3 separate regions of the Homo sapiens genome follow, and regions 2 and 3 are each linked to region 1. A link is a contact called in ENCODE Hi-C or POLR2A ChIA-PET data. All regions are on one chromosome and are shown on one strand. Each heading gives the region's core, a stretch centred on a gene start or an enhancer-like site at or near the end of the contact. The rest is flanking DNA. Distances are from core to core; before and after follow the strand shown. Region 1 holds the start of DEAF1 (DEAF1 transcription factor). Region 2 holds the start of BRSK2 (BR serine/threonine kinase 2). Region 3 overlaps MUC5B (mucin 5B, oligomeric mucus/gel-forming).

Region 1 (4,230 bases), core at 686-3,185:
CCAGAGTTTAGCGACGGACGCCAACCCCTGAGAGTCACAAAGCCTTCCCTCACTTTTTTTTCTTAACCAACCAAACAAGCAGCAGTGACCCCTTTGCCTTCGAGGGCCACTCAGCTGACCAAGGGCAGCCCAGACGCTGCTGGCCCCCACCCAGCCCCCAGGCCGAACAAGCACCCAGAGCACACGCAATGCCCTGACATACCCAGCACACCAGGACTGGGATCCAGTTCCTCAACCCGCAAAGCTCCGTAGGGGAAAAGTGCCTCACAACGCAACAAGAAGCTCCTCCCAAGGGTCTCAACACTGAGCTGTGAGTCCCTGGGGGACACTCGGGAACTCCAATGGGGAAGAATACAGTGCGTTAGGAAGCCAGTGGGTGGGGAAGTCTATGCCCCACGGACACAAGGGCGGGACACAGGAGGTGGGTGGACGGCACCAGCCCCGTAGGGCATCTGTGAGCTCTGCCACGGGCTCCCAGTGTTTTGGAGCCTGAGAAGGAGACTGACCTGTGTGGCAAGAAACTATAAGCAGCTTATATAAAAATGTGGACTGGAAAGCCACAGCAGCCTCCCCAAAGGAAGCCCGACAGGAAGCGGGGCAGGAGGAGCAGGTCCTTAGGGAAAAAGGCAAGAGGAAGAGGGAGGACTGGGAGGGGAGCCTGCACAGGTGGCTCCGCAGCCCCCCTGGGCCACCACACAGCCACGCTGACCTCTGGCATCATGGCCTCCAGCAGGCTGCCCACCCCTGGCTCCCCAGCGCTCAGGTCATGCCTGAACTGGCCCTCAGGAAGTGGGGGGTTCCTGGTGACCACAGGTGCCCACCCACCCCAGGGCTTCTCCAGGACAGGTGGGGGGAGCCAGGATGGACGAAGGCAGGGCAGGGGCAGAGCTGCACAGGGGGGACCAGTAGGAGGCGGGGCTGCCACAAAGAAAAGGGGGGCAGGGGGCAGGTGTGTGCAGGGCAGGGCCAGGTCAGGTGAGGCTAGGCAGGTCACCAGGGGCAGGTGTGCGGGGCAGGTGTTTGGGGTAGGTGGGGCAGGCTGGTCACCTGGGGCAGGTATGTGGGGCAGGTGTGCGGGGCAGGTAGGGCAGGCCGATCACGTGGGGCAGGTGGGGAAGGCTGGAAACGTCGAGCAGGTGTGCGAGGCAGGTATTTGTGGCAGGTGGGGCAGGCTGGTCACCTGGAGCAGGTACGTGGGGAAAGTGTGAGGGGCGGGTGGGGCAGGTGTGAGAGGCAGATGTGAGGGGTGAGCTAGTCACGTGGGGCAGGTGTGCAGGGCGGGTGGGGCGGGCGGGTCACGTGGAGCAGGTGTGAGGGGCAGGTGTGCAGGGCGGGTGGAGCGGGCTGGTCACGTGGAGCAGGTGTGAGGGACAGGTGTGGCGGGCTGGTCACCTGGGACAGTTGTGCGGGGCAGGCGCGCGGGGTAGGCGCGCGGGAACCGGACGAGGCGAGAGGCCGGCGGGCGCACTTGCCTGCGAAGGCTGCGGCAGCGGCGGCCTCGTCGGGGCCGGGCAGGGCCTCGGCGCCCATGTCCATGTGCCCGGGCTCCGCCGCCATCACCGCCACTGCCGTGACCCGCGGCGTCTCCCGCTCCGCCTCCGAGTCTGCGTCCTCCTCCGAGTCCTCGTCCCTGCTCAGCACCGGCTCCTCCGCCTCGCCTCCTGCCGCGGCCGCGGCCGCCGCCGCCACAGCGGCCGCGGCCGCCACCGCCGCCGCCTCAGCCAGGCCCAGCTGCTTTGCCGCCGAGTCCGAGTCCTCCATCCGGACTCCGCCGAGCCTTCCCGAAGGCGCCGTCCGGGACCGCCCGAAGCGCCGGTCGCGGAGCCCGAAGCGGGGCCCGAAGAGGACGCCCGAGCTGGGCCGAGGCCGCCCGAAGCCGCCGCCCGAATAGGGACCGAAAAGGCAGCCAGCCGCCGAGCAGAGCCGAGCCGAGTCCGCCCGCGGAGCGGAGCCGAGGCGAACAGAGGCTGCCCGAGTAGGAGCCGAACCTGCACGAAGCCGCCGAGCCGAGACCGAGTCCTGAACCGAGGAGGGTCGAAGTTCCCCGAAGTGGGAAGCCGAATCAGTCCGAATAGGTCCGAGTCCTCACGAGGGCTTCCGAGAGACTCGGCCCCTGCTCTCCTCACTGTCCTGACAGGCTGAGGCGGCTGTCGTCCCCGGCCGACAGGGCTGGACGGCTCTAGGCAGATTCTCGCCGGCGGCCGGCGCAATTCTGCCTCTCAGAGAGAGCTTAGTGCCGCGGGTTTCGCCCGTTCCCGCCGCCGGCGGAAGCCGAGTCAGCCCGAGGCCGAGCCGAGACGAGCCGAATGTCCCCGAGGCCGAATGCTCCCGAACGTCGGTTCTCCACCTCTTCCCTTCCGAAAGTGCCCGAGCGGTGCCGGACGGACTAATCGGGCCTCGGCCGTGGCTCGGACGTCCGCTCCCGAAACGCGGCGCGGTCGGGCCCCTTCGTCAGGAGACGCGAAAATGGCCGAAGGAGCGCGAGCGCGCGGGCCGAGAGGCTGCCGGGATCGCGACGGACCGGCGGGCGGGGCGGGTAAGATGGCGGCCCCGCGGCGAGGTGAGCTCGGGCGGGGTGGGGGCTTCCGGGCTTGCAGCGGCGGGCGCGGCGTTTCCCTGTGGTGACAATCCGGTTTCCGCTTTCGGTGCGCTCACGGGGCCGTGCCACCGTCTCTACGTGAGCGAGACAGCTCCGTCACCCCATCGAGAAGCGCGGCCTGGCCTGGCCTGGGTGGCGGGCGTCCTGCACCCCGAAGAGCTCCCCCGCGCGCGGGCGCCTGGCCCCGGGCAGGGTGGGTGCGGAGCGGCTCTGGGGGCCCCAGTCCCCGGCAGCTCTTGTCCCGCGCGTGGTTTTTGTGAAGACACGTGGGCGGGATGGGCGCAGGGTTTCGGTAGCCTTGGAACTCTCGCCAAAGAAAATCGCGGGCGCCGGTGCCTCAGCCGTCCTGCCTGAGAGACTCGCCTCCGAGAGGAGGAAGGGACAGACCAAAGCAGTAAATCGGCCATCCTGCAGAGGAGCCGCCTTCTGCTGTCTGTGGGTACAGCCAGAACTCCCATACGCGGGCGCTGAAGTGCCAAACCTTCGTGCGTGTTCTCTAGTAATTAGGTGCATTGTTTTGAAGGAATAAAGAATGGCTACTCCATAGGCAGGACAGCCTCTAGTAACCAGGTTTGTTTTGTGTATTTTCATTTGGTTAAAAATTAAGTTTAGGTTGGGCGCAGTGGCTCAGGCCTGTAAGCCTGACAGTTTGGGAAGCCGAGGCTGCAGGATCATTTGAGGCCAGCCTGGGCAACATAGCAAGACCCCCTCTATAAAAAAAAAACTGTAAACATCAGCCAGGCGGTGGCGCACCCCTGTGGGCCAAGCTATTCTGGAGGCTGAGGCTGGCGGATCACTTGAGCCCAGGAGGTCGAGGTTGCAGTGAGCCGTGATGGCGCCACTGCACTCCAGCCTGGGCGACAGAGCGAGACCCCCTTCTACAAAAAAAAAATTAAAAATTACCCCGGGGAAGGCCAGGCGCAGTAGCTCACGCCTGTAATCCCAGCACTTTGGGAGGCCAAAGCGGGCGGATCACCTGAGGTCGAGGGTTCAAGACCAGCCTGACCAACATGGAGAAACCCCGTCTCTACTAAAAATACAAAATTAGCCTGGCGTGATGGTGCATGCCTGTAATCCCAGCTACTTGAGAGTCTGAGGCAGGAGAATTGCTCGAACCCGGTGGTGGTGGTGGGGGGGGTGGGGTGCGGAGGTTGCAGTTGGCCAAGATCGCACCATTGCACTGCAGCCTGGGCAACAAGAGCGAAATTCTGTCTCAAAAAAAAAAAAAATTACCTCAGGGAGCCTGTGGTCCCAGCTACGTGGGAGGCTGAGGCTGGCGGATCACTGGAGCCCAGGAGGTTGAGACTGCAGTGAGCTGTGATCAGGCCACTGCACTCCAGCCTGGGCAACAGAGCAAAACCCTGTCTCTAAAAAAACTAAGTGTATACCAAAACAAGATTTCTTAACACATCTTGTCCATTACATCAGGGAAAACACTTGTTCTCTTTCACTTCCATGTTTAACTTCTGCCTGACACAGCTATTCGTAGCCACATTGTGATTATAGTAAGTCACTGACAAAAAATGTTGTCCTGAAAGCCAAGGCTACGTTCGGTCAGAATGAGCTCCTGCAGGTCTGGAATTGTTAGAACAGCGTATCTGGTTATAGCCGCCCTTCATATTAATTATTAA
Region 2 (4,230 bases), core at 651-3,150, 690 kb after region 1:
TCACAAAGGTGCGTCTGACTCTGCTGCAGCCTGGGAGGCCAGGTGACCATGGCAGCAGAGAGAGGGCATCTCAGGTCAAGTGCCCCTGCCCTCTGGCTGTGGCCTGACGCCCTCTCCTGGTCTCCTGCACACCCTCGGCCTCTGTTGGCACCTGGACCAGACCACTCCCAGTCAGCCTCCAGCCAGACCTCACTGCTTGACAGTTTCTCCAGCTGGAGGTCCCAGTCTACATTCAGCTAAAAATGTCTGCTGTCCCCACTCACAGCAGCAGCAGCGGGGGAAAGGGGAGTGCCCTCTGCCTCTGTCCCATGCTCTCAGCCCCCCTCCCCTGCCCCCACTGGTGGGGCCCTGATTGCTCATGCTCAGAGGCCCCAGAATTGGGTAGGGAGGACCCTTAGTCCACAGCATTTGAAGGGAAGCAGGGCGGGCGGGTGCAGGCCGAGAGTGGACAGGTGCTTTGGGGCCCACTCCCCTCCCCAGCTGGAAATACAGACAGCCCAAAGAGCAGGAGGGCGCACTGGGAAGACCCCGCAGTTTCCTGAGCTCATACGGGCTTACCAGCGTGGGGAGCGGACCACGGTCAGCAGCAGTGTGTGGCAGAGCCCGCAGGGGAAACGTTGCCCGCAGACCATACACGGGCAAGATCTGGGACCCCCACTTCTGCAGCGTTCCGGGTCTCCCTCACCTCTCCCCTCCCACCACCTTCTGCAGCACGGGCTTAAGGAAATACCAGTGTTTTTCTGCAAAGAAACAGAGGGTCCGTCCAGGTCTGGCTGCCTCTTCGGCTGCCTGTGTTTAGACCTCCAAAGGCTGCTCCCGGCAACCCCTGCCCAGCTGCTCAACCTGAAAGAGGGGTCGGTAGCAAGGGCCGGGAGGCGCCAGGGCGCTGCGGCCGGATCCCAGGTGAGTTCCTTGACTCCGCGCCGCGCAGGTCACTGTGGCATAACTGGGAAAACCGCCGCTTCTCCCTCGGGAGCGGAGGCGGAGGGCCACGTCCTCCCTGGGGGTGCACAATCTCTGCTTGGACAACGCCCGCGTGCAGTAGCCCCACAGACTCCCATGCAGCCCCCCCGCCACGTGTGCCGCATCCGCGCCCTGCATGCAACACCCGCCCCCTCCAGCGCAGCATGCCCCTCGCTGGCGTGCAGCACCCCCCATGTGTGCAGCACCCCTGCCCCGAATACAGCACCTCTCCCCAGTACAGCACTCCCGCCCCGCATGCAACACTCGCCCCCCTCCAGGGCAGCATCCCCATCCCCCGCGCGTGCAGCACCCCCTCGAGGGGCGGGAAACTCTTTGGGACACCCGGGGTCACGCCCTGCAGGGTAAAACCCCCGTCCAGGGCAGCCATCTGCACCCCCTCGCCATGGGCCCACTGCCTGCTCCGTCCCGGGATGCGCCTTAATGGCGGGTCGGGCGGCAGCGGGAGCTCTGCTGCCTGGTGGGACCGGACGTGGCAGCCGGCGGGCTGGAGGCTCCCAGGTCCCGGCCTCGCCCTGGCCTCGCCTCGCCCCCTAGAGTCTCCCCGAGCGCTCGTAGCGGCGGGGCGGGGTGGGGAGGCGCTGATTGGCCGGCGCGGGCACCGCTTGCCGCCGCCACGGCATCCCGCTGCGTTCGTACAGGCTCGTGTCGACTCGGCTCCGTTGCGCGGCCCGGCTCGGCTCCCCTCAGCTGCGCTCGACTCCGCTGTTCGGCTCGGCTGTTCGGCTTGGCTACAGGGCTCGGCTGTTCGGCTTGGCTACATGGCTCGGCTGCGCGGCTCGGCTCTGTTCGGCTCGGCTCGGCTGCTGGGCTCGGCTGTTCGGCTCAGCTGCGCGGCTCGGCTCGTCTCGGCTCTGTTCGGCTCGGCTCGGCTGCTGGGCTCGGCTGTTCGGCTCAGCTGCACGGCTCGGCTCGGCTCGGCTCGGCTCGGCTGCGCGGCCGCTGACGGGCGTGCGCTGGGGGCGCGGGGCGCGGGGCGCGGGCCTCGGCGGCGGCGGCGGCGGCGGCGGCGGAAGCCAGGTGCCCCCGCCCGCCCTGTCCTCTCGACGAGGCGGAGGCGTCGCCGCGGGCCAGGCCTCGGACTGCCGCGTCGGAGTGGACGCGGGGGGCGGCGGCGCGGGCGGACGCGGGCGGCGCGAAGCAGCGGGGCCCGCGGGGGCGCCCCGGCCGGGTCGGCGCGGACGGCACTCGGCGGACGCGGGCGGACGCTGGGCGGCCCCTCCCTGCCCGCGCGCCCGGGCGCCCCTGGCCGGCGCCGGGCCCCAGAGCGATGACATCGACGGGGAAGGACGGCGGCGCGCAGCACGCGCAGTATGTTGGGCCCTACCGGCTGGAGAAGACGCTGGGCAAGGGGCAGACAGGTGCGTGCGGCCGGGGCGGGGACCGGGGCCGGGGAGGCCGCGCTGGCAGCGCGCTGGGTGGGGGGCGCCCGAGGGAGGCCCCGGCCGCGAAGCCGCAGGCCCGGCCCGGGCCCCGGCCGCGAACAATGGGCGGCCCGTGCGCCCCCGTCCGCTCGTGCGCCCCGGTTCCGCCGCGGATCCCGCAGGCCGCTTGGCTGCGGTCGGCCGGGCGCGGCCCAAGGACACGCGGCGCGGCGCGGGGCGCGCAGGCGGACAGGGGCGCACGGGACGGCGCCCCTCGGGCCCCGCTGCAGGTGCGCGGCCCGGGCCGCATTGTGCGCCCCAGCGACCGGGCCCATTGTGCCGCGGGAGGAGGGGGCCGCGCGGGCGCCCATCTGCCGTCTGCCGCGGCCGCGCTAATAGGCGTGCTGCCCGAGCAGCTGCGCCCCCGGCGGGACTCCCACCTCCGCGCGCCGGCCACCGGGGCCTCCGGGCAGGCCCGATCTCCCTCCGCGGTGGGGGCGGGAGAGTGCGGGGACCTGCAGAGGGCTGGACAGCGCCTTGCGCTGCTCCGGCTCGGGCTCGGGCGGGCGGAGCGTCTGTGACCTGCATTCCCACGGGGCAGGGAGAGGCCATTGGTGCTGGGACCAGAAGTGCGTGGGACCTGACCCGTGGAGCAGCCCCGCGGCCTGCCGGTGGAGGGGGCTTCCCGGTGGGGCCTGGCTGTCATTCTAGGGAACAGGCCGGGTCCCTGCGGGGCCGAACCCAGGCCAGAGGCAACCCAGCTACCCTCGCATGTGGCCAACTCTCCCCGGCCCGCTGGGTTTGGCTAGCCCTTCATCTGGTCAGGCACATTCACAGAGTCGCCTTTGTGGAGGCTGGGGCTCAGCCATTTTCTTTCTTCTCTCAGGACCGGCCTGTCTCTTGGTGTCCCCGAGGTCCCACGGCACTGCCTCTCCCTTCCAATCCGAGAAGTTCCTTAGACCCGGGCGGGCAGGGGTGGAGGGAAGGAGGAGGAGAGCGCTGGTGCAGGGTGGAGGCTCAGCCCCTCACGGCTGCACAGAGGAGGAGCTGGGAGGTGGCGTTGGGGAAAGAAAGTGGGCCAGGCCCAGGCTCTTGGGGGAGGGCCGTGGCTGTGATGTAACTACGGCAGAGCTGCAGGAAGGGGTTTAGACTGAGGGGTTCAGGGGAGCTGCCTCACCTTGGGTGCACAGCCTTCCGCCACCCGCCACGGCACGGAAGGGCCCCTGGCCACAGGGCAGGACCTGGGCAGGTGGGGTGGTGCAGCCTGGGTTGGAGAAGGAGGTGGCATTCAGCCCATGTCACCTGAGTTCAAAATTCTCGTCTTTCCCGGAAAGAAAAACTAGTGTGTGAAATCCGTGGTGAAGGAGGGGCCCAGGGCAGCAGGATGCAGGAGTCAGTGAGATAATCCAATTACGGTCCCAATAAAATGTTATTATAAGGAAACATCTGCGTGTAAATGAAGACACGATGAGTTATGTGCTGTGCGCGGCCTCGGTGGGTAGGGGCTGGTCTCCACTCTTCATGGCATTCTGCTGGCGGCAGTTAATTACGGGAGGTTTCCACTGTAATTAACAGTAATGAATACAAAAGGATGGGCTGTGTGTGTCTACAACGTGCTGAGAGAGATATTTAGAAAACAGCTCGAGGGGGGGCACAAAGCGGCCCCTCTCTCCCGAGTTATGACGGGCAGAGCGCAAGCGTGTCACCGGGAGGGCCCTGGAGAAGGCCACCATTTCTGTGCGTCTTCTGTTGCTGCTGCTGAAGGGTCACCAGGAGTTGGGTGGACATGGGGCCTGGAGTGTGTGTGCTGGGCCACTTGGCACCAGATGCCAGGAGAGCTGCCAGGTCCCAAGCTCAAGAGGGAGATAGGCTTCCTGCCAGGAGA
Region 3 (4,230 bases), core at 1,064-3,563, 570 kb after region 1:
CCTCCAGCTCCAGCCCGTCGCCACCCATCCATTCCTGCCCAGACATCTGCACTAGGCAGCAGTGGGATGCCCGCGTCCAGACTCCACCCTCGGTCCTGGAGGGCCATGGGAGGGGTGGTCCCATGGGGAGGGTCGGCCCAGCAAGTCCAGGCCCTCAGAGTGAGGGTCCAGTGGGGCTCCACATCTGCCTTTCCTCCTCCCAGACTCCTGTCAAGTCCGCATCAACACGACCATCCTGTGGCACCAGGGCTGCGAGACCGAGGTCAACATCACCTTCTGCGAGGGCTCCTGCCCCGGAGCGTCCAAGTGAGTGGGCTCCTGGCCCTGTGCCAAGAGCACCTGCGTGTGGTGGGTCCGCCCTGGCCCGTCAGCTGGCTGGCAGCCTGCTCTGGGTCAGGAGGGCCTACGCCAGCTCCAGGAAGGAGGGAAGGGGCTCCCCAGCAGGGCTCCCCCTCTCCACGTCCATTGGCAGAAAGCCTGGGGCCGCTCTCCTAGCCAGGCCAGGGCCCGGCTGAGCCGAGCCACATGGCACAGAGCTCCCCGCTGCGAACCCAGGTCCAGGTGTCCCCCTGGGGAGGGTGGGTGGAACCAGAGCCTTCTGTGAAGCCCCCCATGGCTTGCCACTGTGGTTGGCTGTCAGCAGGAGGGGCCAGAAGGGTTGACCCTTAGCTAGAAGAGGCAGGAGGAAGGGTCAAGGGCTGCTTAGGGTCAGCAGGATTGGAGGAGCTGGTTCAGACAGGGGAAGTGCAGGCCACAGAAGACAGAGCCGGGAGCCAAGGGACCCTGGGGGCCCAGAGCTGCCCCATCCTGAGAAGGTGAAGCCTCACGTGCCCACAGAGCAGGCCACTGTGGACAGAAGGGGGCGGCCGTCTGGCCCAGGACCCCAGAGGCCCATGTGTCACCATGGCTGGGCAGAGAAACGGCGGGGCCAAGGTGGCTGATGTGAGGGCCACCCTGCGTCCACAGGTACTCAGCAGAGGCCCAGGCCATGCAGCACCAGTGCACCTGCTGCCAGGAGAGGCGGGTCCACGAGGAGACGGTGCCCTTGCACTGTCCTAACGGCTCAGCCATCCTGCACACCTACACCCACGTGGATGAGTGTGGCTGCACGCCCTTCTGTGTCCCTGCGCCCATGGCTCCCCCACACACCCGTGGCTTCCCGGCCCAGGAGGCCACTGCTGTCTGAGAACGTTCTGCCTCCATCCCCATGCTCTGTCCACCTGGAGCCAGGATGTGCATTGTCTGATCATGAAAACCTTGGGCCTCCTCTGCGGAGCCCCCCGGCCTGTGTGTGGCACCCCGCGCTCCGTGCTCCTGCTGCCCACCCCGTGGGTGAAACCGGCCCCAGAAGGGTGAGGGGCCAGCAGGACCCCTTTCGGGAGGGCGCCACTCAGGAGTCCTACCCTGGGAGAGCCTGTGGCCCACCTTGGCCTTGCCCCTCCCTGATGTCACTGGGACGCCCTGGAACAAACTAAGCATGTGCGGGCCTATGTGTCCCTGCCACGGCCGGAGCGCCCGCGCAGCACGGATTCCAGCTGGCCACGTCCGGCCGCTGGGGCAGACAGGCTGGTCCAGGCAAGGCCAGCTGCTGCCAGGAAGCTGCGACAGGCAAGGCGGCCGCCTGTCCATGCCTGCTGCAGGGTAACTCAGGGCTGAGGTCGCAACGGCCAGGTCAGAGAGGGGTCAGCATCCCAAAGCCCCCTCTGCTCAACCCAGCCCAGTTTTGCAAATAAACCCTGAGCATTGAGTACGTTTCCTGTCCTGACGTCTTTTCTTGCCTACCGTCTTTCCCAGGCTGTCCAGGTCCTCTGTGGGCTGCTTGCCTGGGGCCTGCAGGCTGGAGGACACATCCGGGGGGCAGTCCAGGACCCCCAGCAGCCACTGAAGGACCAGGAAGCCTCTGGGAAGGCCAGGCAGGGTGGGGGACAAGGAGCCGCTTGGTCATCCACATGCCCCTGTGGGCACCCCGAGAGTCAGTCTTGGGCTGTGGGAGCACTGCCCAGGGGACAGGGGGCAGGGGGCCGCCAGGACTCAGAGGTCACCCCGGCTGTTATTTCCAGTGTAGGGGATTGTGTGAGGAAACCAGCTCATGTAGGAAGATGGAGGCAGTCAGTGGGGCAAGCAGGCGACCAGGCCCGGTCAGCGGGGAGGCAGCTGCCCCCCAGGGCAGGTGCACGGAGCCAGGTGCAATGCTCCCAGGCTGGTGCTGGGCCCTGCGGGGCCGCCTTTCACCCTGTTCCACGCGCACCTCTCCGGGAATGCTTTCCTTGGGGCACTTGCTACGCAAGCGACACGTGAGCTTGCTGGCTTCCTGTCCCGCCTCCTGTCCCGCCTCCTGTCCCGCCTCCTGTCGCGCCTCCTGTCCCGCCTCCTGTCCCACCTCCTGTCCCGCCTCCACACGCACGGGCAGGGCTTTCTGCCCTTCCTTTCTATTGCTCTGTCCAGAGCAGAGAGCACCCGGTGCAGACAGCAGGGTATCGGGGAGCCTGTGGGATGGGTGGGGTCAGCAGCTGGGGCTGCAGGTGTGGGCAGGGAAGACAGTGAAGGTGGTGCCAGCCAGGACCTAGGCATAGCAGGATGCAGGGAGCTTTGGACACAAAATGACCTCCTACTGGGCAGGGGGTGGCTACAGGCAGACCGTGGCCTGGGGAGACAAAAGCAATGCTCGTGCCTGGCTGCAGAAGCCTGTGGTGTGGGTGCAGAGCGGGGCCTTCCCCACACCGGGGCCTGCCTCTGCCCTGTGCCCTTGGGTGGGTCCTGCCCTGCCCAGGAAGTGATGCCATCACACTGTACATTTACAGAGCTCCCAGCTCCTGGGGGCCCAGCCAGGCCCCTGCCAGCGCTCCAGAGCTCCAGCCTCTCCTGCCCTCCTTGCCGAGGCCCAGCAGGGCCAGCCACCCCAGGACTGGGCTGGAGATAGGCAGGGGCCTGACAAGGTTGCAGGTGGGCTCTGGTGGGCGGTGGGCTAGGTTGGTCACCACTGGGGTGAGCTTCTATAGGTTTACCCTGCGTCTCCGAGGCTGATTGTCTGGAGGTTGCGCCAGGTCACTGCCTGACCTGGGTCTGCATTCCGCCACGTGTAAACAAATGGTTTCCGAAACCTCAGTCATTCCCATGGTGCGATGGTTTCCTTAGACCCATTTATGTCGGTGTATGGGTACAAGCACCCCTCTCAGAGGCCCATGCTGTGCTGTCTCTGTGCCCCAGAACCGTATCATTCAATCCTGACAATACCCTGTGTGGTGTCTGCTATTGTGTCTCCCACTCCACAGATGGGAACACTGAGGCACAAAGCAATGAAAAGGTGTGGTTCTGTCAGGGGGAAAGCTGGGCTCACATCCAGGCAGCCCAAGTCGAGGCCACACTCAAAACCACAGGGCTCTGCAATGCCCCAGAGCAAGTAACTATAAAAATAAACACAGTGGGCCAGGCGCGGTGGCTCATGCCTGTAATCCCAGCATTTTGGGAGGCTGAGACGGGCGGATTACGAGGTCAGGAGATCGAGACCATCCTGGCTAACACGGTGAAACCCCATCTCTACTAAAAATACCAAAAATTAGCCAGGCGTGGTGGCGGGCGCCTGTGGTCCCAGCTACTCAGGAGGCTGAGGCAGGAGAATGGCGTGAACCCGGGAGGCAGAGCTTGCAGTGAGCCGAGATCGCGCCACTGCATTCCAGCTTGGGTGACAGAGTGAGACTCCGTCTCAAAAAAAATAAAAATTAAAATTAAATAAATAAATAAACACAGTGAATACAAACCAATGTTACTTAGACTTTAAAGACGTTTTAAAAGGGATTTCTGGTTTCCAGATGGAAAAGTGGGCCTGTCTTCCCCTACAGACACAGAAACTGTGACAATGATAGAAAGAAACTTTAAAATAGCAGCAATTGAAAACAAGAAACTAAATCATCTGCAAAGCCAGCAGATATCCCGAAAAGGAAACATTTGGGAAGTGCTGAGAGGGGGGCCCAAAACTTTTTGTATGAGGCCATTCTCGCACTGCTACAAAGAAATACCTGAGACTGGGTAATTTATAAAGAAAAGAGGTTTAACTGACTCACAGTTCTGCCTGGCTGAGGAGGCCTCAGGAAACTTACAATCATGGTGGAGGGTGAAGCAGAAGCAGGCACTTTCTTCACAAGGTGGCAGTAGAGAGAATGAGACCTAGCAGGGGAGATGCCAGATGCTTAGGAAACCACCAGATCTCGTGAGAATTCACTCACTATCACG

The links. Hi-C counts contacts between places; a loop is a spot of excess contacts on that map. ChIA-PET counts read pairs that join two places held with the same protein, here RNA polymerase II (POLR2A). Pooled maps may share reads with other maps.
Region 2: a map of CD8-positive, alpha-beta T cell shows a loop between it and region 1 (20-fold over the local background). The contact joins the promoter of BRSK2 here to the promoter of DEAF1 in region 1. A Hi-C loop is called at or near these places in 3 of 168 maps with a recorded cell type or tissue (CD14-positive monocyte, CD4-positive, alpha-beta memory T cell and CD8-positive, alpha-beta T cell), 3 of 37 single-sample maps with no recorded cell type and 17 of 50 pooled maps. POLR2A ChIA-PET finds 5 or more read pairs at or near these places in 1 of 52 experiments (B cell).
Region 3: a loop to region 1 is called in a pooled map, with 9 times the contacts of the local background. The contact joins the enhancer-like site here to the promoter of DEAF1 in region 1. A Hi-C loop is called at or near these places in 4 of 50 pooled maps. POLR2A ChIA-PET finds 5 or more read pairs at or near these places in 2 of 52 experiments (Panc1 and activated CD8-positive, alpha-beta memory T cell).

Annotation. Positions count from the first base shown.
Region 1 is chr11:693,287-697,516 of GRCh38, forward strand. It overlaps DEAF1 (DEAF1 transcription factor), which reads right to left and starts at 1,936. Exons shown (of 12, transcript NM_021008.4): 1 at 1,473-1,936. The coding sequence starts at 1,761. TMEM80 (transmembrane protein 80) reads left to right here and starts at 2,530. Exons shown (of 5, transcript NM_001042463.3): 1 at 2,530-2,560. The coding sequence starts at 2,542. RefSeq lists silencers at 1,308-1,557, 1,578-1,697, 1,708-2,007, 2,508-2,927 and enhancers at 1,373-1,912, 1,913-2,454, 2,455-2,994, 3,535-4,074.
Region 2 is chr11:1,388,034-1,392,263 of GRCh38, forward strand. It overlaps BRSK2 (BR serine/threonine kinase 2), which reads left to right and starts at 1,901. Exons shown (of 20, transcript NM_001256627.2): 1 at 1,901-2,342. The coding sequence starts at 2,252. RefSeq lists a silencer at 1,298-1,667.
Region 3 is chr11:1,260,423-1,264,652 of GRCh38, forward strand. MUC5B (mucin 5B, oligomeric mucus/gel-forming) reads left to right here. Exons shown (of 49, transcript NM_002458.3): 48 at 204-306; 49 at 967-1,750. The coding sequence ends at 1,186. Among named protein-coding and RNA genes, the nearest start is that of MIR6744, 5.9 kb to the left of the region's middle. RefSeq lists enhancers at 1,781-2,286, 4,181-4,230 and a silencer at 2,068-2,217. Within about 2 kb of position 2,314, at least 26 of the 41 ENCODE cell types and tissues checked have a DNase peak (open chromatin) inside an H3K27ac peak, as active enhancers do.